Linked DNA regions of Homo sapiens: region 1 is linked to region 2. Evidence: read pairs that join two places in POLR2A ChIA-PET (ENCODE). Cell type or tissue: PC-3. All regions are shown on one strand. Region 1 has its middle 4.3 kb from the start of B3GNT3. Region 2 overlaps UNC13A (unc-13 homolog A).

Region 1 (4,000 bases), 190 kb before region 2:
GCCCTTGTAGGTATCTACCCAAAGGAGTTGAAAACAGGTGTTGAAACAAATGCTTGCATAGGGAAGTTCATAGCAGCATGATTCACAGTGTTCTTTTCAGCTGCTTGGGTGGTGATCACCCACCCAAGTGTCCAGTGGATGAATGGATAAACAACATGTGGTCCATCAGTGGAGTCTTGAGTTTTTTTTTTTTTTGTTTTTTTTTTTTTTTTTGAGACAGAGTCTCGCTCTGTCACCCAGGCTGGAGTGCAGTGGCAGGATCTTGGCTCACTGCAACCTCCACCTCCCAGGTTCAAGCAGCTCTCTTGTCTCAGCCTCCCGAGTAGCTGGGATTATAGGCACCTGCCACCACGCCCGGCTACTTTTTGTATTTTCAGTAGAGACGGGGGTTTCACCATGTTGCCCAGGCTGGTCTTGAACCCCTGACCTCAAGCAATCCACCCGCCTCAGCCTCCCAAAGTGCTGGGGTTACAGGTGTGAGCCACTGTGCCCTGCCTGGAGTCTTTTTCAGCCATCAGAAAGACTGAAGTCCTGGCCAGTAGCTCACGCCTGTAATCCCAGCACTTTGGGAGGCTGAGGCAGGCAGATCACTTGAGGTCAAGAGTTCGAGACCAGCCTGGCCAACATGGCAAAATCCCTCTCTACTAAAAATACAAAAATTAGTTGGGCATGGTGGCGCATGCTTGTAATCCCAGCTACTCGGGGAGCTGAGGCAGGAGAACTGCTCAAATCCAGGAAGCAGAGGTTGCAGTGAGCCCAGATCATGCCACTGCACTCCAGCCTGGATGACAGAGCGAGACTCTGTCTCAAAAAAAAAAAAAAAAGAGAGAGATTGAAGTCCTGATAAGAGATTGAAGTCCTGATCCCTGCTACAACAGGGATGAAATAAAAAACACGATGCTGAGTGAAAGAAGCCAGACACAAAAGGCCACATGTCGTATGATTCCATTTATGTGAAATGCCCAGAACAGGCAAATCCACAGAGACAGGAAGCTAATTAGTGGTTGCCAGGAGCTGTGGGAGGGGAAATGGGGCATGACTGCTGAAGGGGACAGGGTTTCCTTTCGGAGGGGATGAAAATGTGCACAAATTAGATAAAGGGTGTGGTTGCACATATTATGAATATACTGAAACTCACTGAATTGTTCATTTTAAAGTGGTTCATTTTTTGTTTTGTGAATTTCAGCTCAAAAGAAAATCCAATTAGGCCACTTATCAGCTGGGGGTGGCCTCTGACATGTGGCCCAGTTGATGGTGCTGTGCCAATGGATCACTCTGTACCACAGCTGAGGTTTTAAGGCCACCCGGGTGGAAGAGACCAGGGCATGTAAACTGCATAATGGCATCACGCCTGCCCGGGGTTGGCAGGTTTAACGGGTTCCGCGCCCTCTCTCTTGGAATTCACTCTTCTGAGATAGGTCACGTCACACCTGCTCTGGAAGGCTGGGCAGTTAGGAGGCCACACCTGGGAAAAGTGCCTTCTGCGCTTTTTTGTTTGCTTGTGTTTTTTTGTTTTTTTTGTTGTTGTTGTTGTTGTTTGTTTGAGACGGAGTCTTGCTCTGTCATCAAGGCTGGAGTGCAGCGGCGCCATCTGGGCTCACTGAAACCTCTGCCTGCCGGGTTCAAGCAATTCTCCTGCCTCAGCCTCCCGAGTAGCTGAGATTACAGGCACCTGCCACCACGCCCAGCTAATTTTTGTTTTCTTAGTAGAGATGGGGGTTTCACCATGTTGGCCAGGCTAGTCTCGAACTCCTGGCCTCAAGTGATCCACCGGCCTGGGCCTCCCAAAGTGCTGGGATTACAGGCGTGAGCCAATGCGCCCAGCCCTGTTTGTTTGGTTTCTTTTTTGAGATGGAGTCTCTGTCTCCCAGGCTGGAGTGCAGTGGCATGTTCTCAGCTCACTGCAACCTCCTCGTCCTGGGCTCCAGAGATTCTCCTGCCTCAACCTCCCGAATAGCTGGGATTACAGGCGCCCACCACCACGCCTGGCTTATTTTTGTATTTTTAGTAGAGATGGGGTTTTATCATGTTGGCCAGGCTGGTCTCGAATTCCTGACCTCAAGTGATCCACCTGCCTTGGCCTCCCAGAGTGCTGGAATTACAGGCATGAGTCACCATGCCCAGATGCCTTCTTCATTTTAAAAGGTGCCCAGCCTCATTTGTGTCCCCAGGAAGGCAAATAAAAGCTACTAGGAGGTGCCATGTACCCGCCACTTATCAGACAGGGAAGAACCCATGCCCAGATTAGGCTACATTATGAGGAGGTGGTGGCAAACAGATTTTGATTTTGTCACCTCTATAAAGCTCAGCTCTGATACCCAGGGCCCCATGGATGTCTGACACCCAGTGGCCCCATGGATGCCACTACTCTCTGACACCCAGAGCCACACCCACTGGGCAGGTGTGGTCTCTGAATTTACAGCCTAGGTGCTAAGACCTGCAAGGGAGAAGACATGAAGGGCTGGGAAGTCCCTGGGCTGTTTGTAGCCAGACAGGGCAGGTGCTGCAGCCACCTCTGCCCCCATTTGATGCCCCAACTCCTATAATCATCCTTCCTTCCTACAGCTGACGTTTTTGTTGTTTTTGTTTTGTTTTGTTTTGATACAGGGTCTCACTCTGTCACCCAGACTGGAGTGCAGTGGTACAATCTGGGCTCATCACAACCTCCGCCTCCCAGGCTCAAGCGAGTCTCCTGCCTCAGCCTCCCAAGTAGCAGGGATTACACGTGCACACTACTACCGCCTGGCTAATTTTTGTATTTTTAGTGGAGACGGGGTTTCACCATGTTGGCCAGGCTGGTCTTGAACTCCTGACCTCAAATGATCCACCTGCCTCGGCCTCCCAAAGTGCTGGGATTATAGGCATGAGCCACCCTACCTGGCCTATTTAAGAGACAGTATCTCACTCTGTGGCTGCCCAGAGCCTTGGAGAGCACCAGTGTGATCTTAGCTCACTGTAGCCTCAACCTCCTGGGTTCAATTGATCCTCCTGCCTCAGCCTCCCAAGTAGCTGGGACCATAGGCGTGTGCCACCATGCTGGGTCAATTTTCCTATTTTTGTAGAAACAGGGGGTCTTGCTATGTTGCCCAGGCTGGTCTTGAACTCCTGCTCTCAAGTGATCCTCCTGCCTCGGCCTCCCAAAGTGTTGGGATTACAGGCGTGAGCCACGGTGCCCGACTCTCAGCCAATGTTAATTATGCACTTGCTTTGTGCCAAGAATGCTCCCTGAACCTCTCCCAACTACAGGATTCCTCCCATCTTACAGACAAGGAAACTGACGCACAGCCAGAGGCACTCTCTCTTTGGAGGACAGGGTGGGATGATCAGAGACAGCGCACAGCAAGTCTCAGGCCAAATCCTGCCTCCTACTTCCTTCCTTCTGAGCTTCATCCAGTCTGGGCTTGCTCCCTGGGGTCTGTACAGCCTCAAGGTCAGGAACACGGGCCCTGGTTCCCTGAATATCCATCAGGACCCAAGACTGTCCACTGGGCTCAGACCTGCTCCCCACTGCAGTCTGCTGTTACTGCTTCTGTCCTGCCCTCCCCAGTGGGCCATTCTTGCACACCTGCACCAAGGTCCACCCTCCTCCTGGGGCTCCCAAAGCTGCCTGGTACTAGTGGGGGTTTTGCCCTGTAGTTGGCACTCTTCTAAGTGTGTGACCTCCCACAGATATCCAGTGAGGTGAGTTGCAGATGAGCTGAGGCTCAAGTCCCGTGCTTAAAGTCACACAGCCAGTGGCCGCCAAGCAGGCTCCTCACTCAGGCTTCCTATCTCCACTTCCTGGGTTCCAAGAACTTTGTCCTGCTCATAGCTCTCTCTCTGCTACATGGTATACAGTAGATACTCAATTAATATTTGTAGGTTGACTAATTGCTTCCTCATTGAACTAACAACCTTCCATCACTTTGCTTGGGATGCCCATTCCTATCTTGCAAACTCCTACTCATACCTCAAAACCTCATTTATAATGCCCCCTCCTTAGAAAGTCTTCCTGACTGCT
Region 2 (4,000 bases):
AGCCTTGGACACGTGGTTGCCTCCTCCTTGCATTCCTTTATCAGCAAAAAAACAAAAACAAAAACCTCACGTACGATTAGCACCTACTAGGTAGGCGCAGACTCAGTAGAACACACTGCTTGCCCATGAACGCGGCTCATCCGCAACTGGAGTCATCCCCATTTTACAGAGAAGGAAACTGAAGTACAGAGAGACAAGATCTTGCTCAGATCACATAGCCAGGAAGAGATGGAGCTGGGACTTGAACTCAGAACATTTGCAACCATTGCTTTTTTTTTTTTTTTTTGAGATGAAGTCTCTGTTGCCCAGGCTGGAATGCAGTGGTGCAATCTCAGCTCACTGCAATCTCCACCTCCCAGATTCAAGCGATTCTCCTGCCTTAGCCTCCTGAGTAGCTGGGATTACAGGCGCCCGCCACCTTGCCTGGCTAATTTTTGTATTTTTAGTAGAGATAGGATTTCACCATGTTGGCCAGGCTGGTCGCGAACCCCTGACCTCAGGTGATCCACTCCCTCGGCCTCCCAAAGTGCTGGGATTACAGGCGTGAGCCACCGCACCCGGCCATCTGTTGCCCTTAAGGAAGTTAAGATACAAACACTAGGAATACATGCCCTTAATTCAACCCACACCCCCATGCTTGTTTGGTTTTGTTGGGTTTTTTGGGATCTTCTTGTTTGTTTGTTTTTGAGACAGGGTCTTGCTCTGTCACCCAGGATGGAGTTCAGTGTCACAATCTCAACTCACTGCATCCTCAACCTCCCAGGCTCAGGTGATCCTCCCACCTCAGCCTCCTGAGTAGTGTGCACCACCACACCTGGCTAATTTGTGTATTTTTTGTAGTGATAGGATGTCGCCATGTTGCCCAGACTGCTCTCGAACTCCTCACTTTGGGCAATCCTCTCTCCTCAGCCCTCCAAAGTGTTGGGATTACAGGCGTGAGCCACTGTGCCTGGCCATGTCTGTTTTAAATGTAGCAGCTGGGGCCAGGCGCAGTGGCTCACGCCTGTAATCCCAGCACTTTAGGAGGCCGAGGCGGGTGGATCACGAGGTCAGGAGATCGAGACCATCCTGGCTAACACGGTGAAACCCCGTCTCTACTAAAAGTACCAAAAATTAGCCGGGCACGGTGGCAGGCACCTGTAGTTCCAGCTACTCGGGAGGCTGAGGCAGGAGAATGGTGTGAACTGGGGAGGCGGAGCTTGCAGTGAGCCAAGATCACGCCACTGCATTCCAGCCTGGGTGACGGAGCGAGACTCCATCTCAAAAAAAAAAAAAGAAAAAAAAGTAGCAGCTGGGAATCTCATTTCATAAACTCAGATGTGTGAGGAATGAAACTCCATTTTCCAACAGCTGAATTTAATTTCTGTTTTGAGTCTCCATCCCACGAGGAAGCAGAAATGGAATCTCATTCAGCCCAGTTTCCTCGGTAAATTCCGAAATTCCCCTCCTTATGTCTGGGGTTATTTCTACATTTGAGCGGACAGGACGGGAGCTGCGGGATCCACCACCAGGAGTGGGTTCAGTGAGTGCTTTTGGTTGCAAGTAACAGACAGCAGGACTAAAAGTGGGGCCAGAAAGTGGCTTACACCAGGAGTTATCCAGCACGCAGCAATCCCGCTCCTGGGGGACTTTTCTCCTTTGAGAAACTTGCACGTGGGGGTGTGGTATCTTCTCAAAGAATAGCATATAGCTGGGAAAAGGGGACAAACCGCAGCTGTCTGCATGATGTCTGCAGAGGCAGCCTGCAGGTCCTTGAGTGCCCCTGCTCATTAGCTGTTTCTGTACCCAAGTGCATAGGCTACGCACTGTGACTGATGTGGATCTATTTGCCCCTCGCTACAAAAGGGTCTCAAGTCTTGTCCTTCAGTGTGTGGGACCCATCGTGTTACCAATGGGGCTTGGGGACTGAGGCTCAAGACTGCTTGCTGGGAAATGTAACCCCTTTGTTCTGGACAGGTAGAAGGAGAGGAGAATGGTCATCCAGGCCTAATGTAAAGTTTCTGCAACCCAACCCAATTCCCAGACTCATTTTGGTCATGATCAATACAGGGGTCAACAAAATTTTCTGTAAAGGGCGAGCTAGTAAATAGATTTGCTGTGTGTACTATGCTGTCTCTGTTGCAACCAACTCGGCCATTGTAACCTTGACAACATGCAAATGATGGGCGTGACTGCATGCCAATAAAACTTTATTTAGAAAATCAAGCGGATATATTCAAACAAACCCTTGGACGTGTTCAGAATAGCGCTATTCACAATAGCCAAAAGGTGGAAACAACTCAAGTGTCCACCAACAAATGAATGGATAAACACAACATGTTGTCTATTCATACAATGAATATGATTCAGCCATAAAAAGGAAGGAAGTGGCCGGGCGCGGTGGCTCACGCCTGTAATCCTAGCACTTTGGGAGGCTGAGGCGAGTGGATCACCTGAGGTCAGGAGTTCAAGACCAGCCTGGCCAACATGGTGAAACCCTGTCTGTACTAAAAATACAAAATTAGCCGGGCATGGTGGCAAGTGCTTGTAATCCCGGCTACTCGGGAGGCTGAGGCTGGAGAATCATTTGAACCTGGGAGGCAGAGGTTACAGTGAGCCGAGATCCTGCCATTGCACTCCAGCCTGGGTGAGAAGAGTGAAACTCCATCTCAAAAAAAAAAAAAAAAAAAGGAAGGAAACCCCGTCTCTACTAAAAATACAAAAAATTAGCCGGGCATGGTGGTGGGCGCCTGTAGTCCCAGCTACTCGGGAGGCTGAGGCAGGAGAATGGCGTGAACCCAGGAGGCAGAGCTTGCAGAGAGCCGAGATCGCGCCACTGCACTGCAGCCTGGGCGACAGAGCAAGACTCCGTCTCAACAACAACAGCAATAATAGAAGCTGGCCCAAACCCACCAAAACCAAGATGGCGACAAGAGTGACCTCTGGTCATCCTCACTGCTACACTCCCCCCATCACCATGACAGTTTACAAATACCATGGCAACATCAGGAAGTTACCCTATTTGGTCTAAAAACGCAAGGCATGAATAATCTACCCTTCCTTTAGCATATCATCAAGAAATAACCATAACAATGGGCAACCAGCAGCCTTGGGGCTGCTCTGTCTATGGAGTAGCCATTCTTTTTTTTTTTTTTTTTTTTTGAGATGGAGTCTTGCTCTGTCACCCAGGCCGGAGTGCAGTGGCGCGGTTTCGGCTCACTGCAAGCTCCACCTCCCGGGTTTCATGGGCGTCCATGTGAAGAAAAAGGAGCATCTATACAGGAGCTCAAATGGGCTGTACCCTGTAGCATTCTGAGGACAGGTCTGACTTCTGAGAAGGGAAAGTGGTAAAAGTATTGTCCGTCCTTTTTAAGTTGGTGGCTGAGCTTGGTGAGGTGTGTTTTTAAAAGACCTTTAGTCCGTTCTACTTTTCCTGAAGATGGAGGACTGTAAGGGATATAAAGATTTCACTGAATACCAAGAGCCTGAAAAACTGCTTGGCTGATTTGACTAATAAAGGCTGGTCTGTTATCAGACTGTATAGAGGTGGGAAGGCTAAACTGAGGAATTATGTCTGACAGAGGGGAAGAAATGACAGCGGTGGCCTTCTCAGACCCTGTAGGAAAGGCCTCTACCTATCCAGTGAAAGTGTCTACCTAGACTAAGAGGTATTTTAGTTATCTGACTCGGGGCATGTTGAGTAAAGCTAATTTGCCAGTCCTGAGTGGGGCAAATCCTCGAGCTTGATGTGTAGGGAAGCGAGGGGGCCTGAATAATCCCTGAGGAGTAGTAGAATAGCAGATGGAACACTGAGAAGTGATTTCCTTGAGGACAGATTTCCACGATGGAAAGGAAATGAGAGATTCTAAGAGGCGGACTAGTGGCTTGTACTATAGCATAGCCTGCCTTTGCTGGTGTGTGGCGATTAGGCCTGGTGGAACTGCCATCAATAAATCAAGCGTGATCAGGGTGAGGAAAAGGAAAGAAGGAAATATCGGGAAATGGGGTGAATGTCAGGTGG

The links. ChIA-PET counts read pairs that join two places held together with the same protein. Peaks named below come from ENCODE experiments on the same cell type or tissue, not always from the same donor. Only the 100,000 strongest peaks of a DNase experiment are listed, where the experiment ranks them.
Region 1: POLR2A ChIA-PET joins it to region 2 with 6 read pairs; 3 of 35 experiments call an interaction of 5 or more read pairs at or near these places.

Annotation. Positions count from the first base shown.
Region 1 is chr19:17,788,791-17,792,790 of GRCh38, reverse strand. No RefSeq gene overlaps it. Among named protein-coding and RNA genes, the nearest start is that of B3GNT3, 4.3 kb to the left of the region's middle. In PC-3, no CTCF peak of the experiment used is centred here; no DNase peak of the experiment used is centred here; H3K27ac peaks cover 1,727 bases.
Region 2 is chr19:17,597,337-17,601,336 of GRCh38, reverse strand. It overlaps UNC13A (unc-13 homolog A), which reads left to right. Exons shown (of 44, transcript NM_001080421.3): 44 at 1. Among named protein-coding and RNA genes, the nearest start is that of COLGALT1, 44 kb to the right of the region's middle. RefSeq lists an enhancer at 2,223-2,804. In PC-3, no CTCF peak of the experiment used is centred here; no DNase peak of the experiment used is centred here; H3K27me3 peaks cover 237 bases.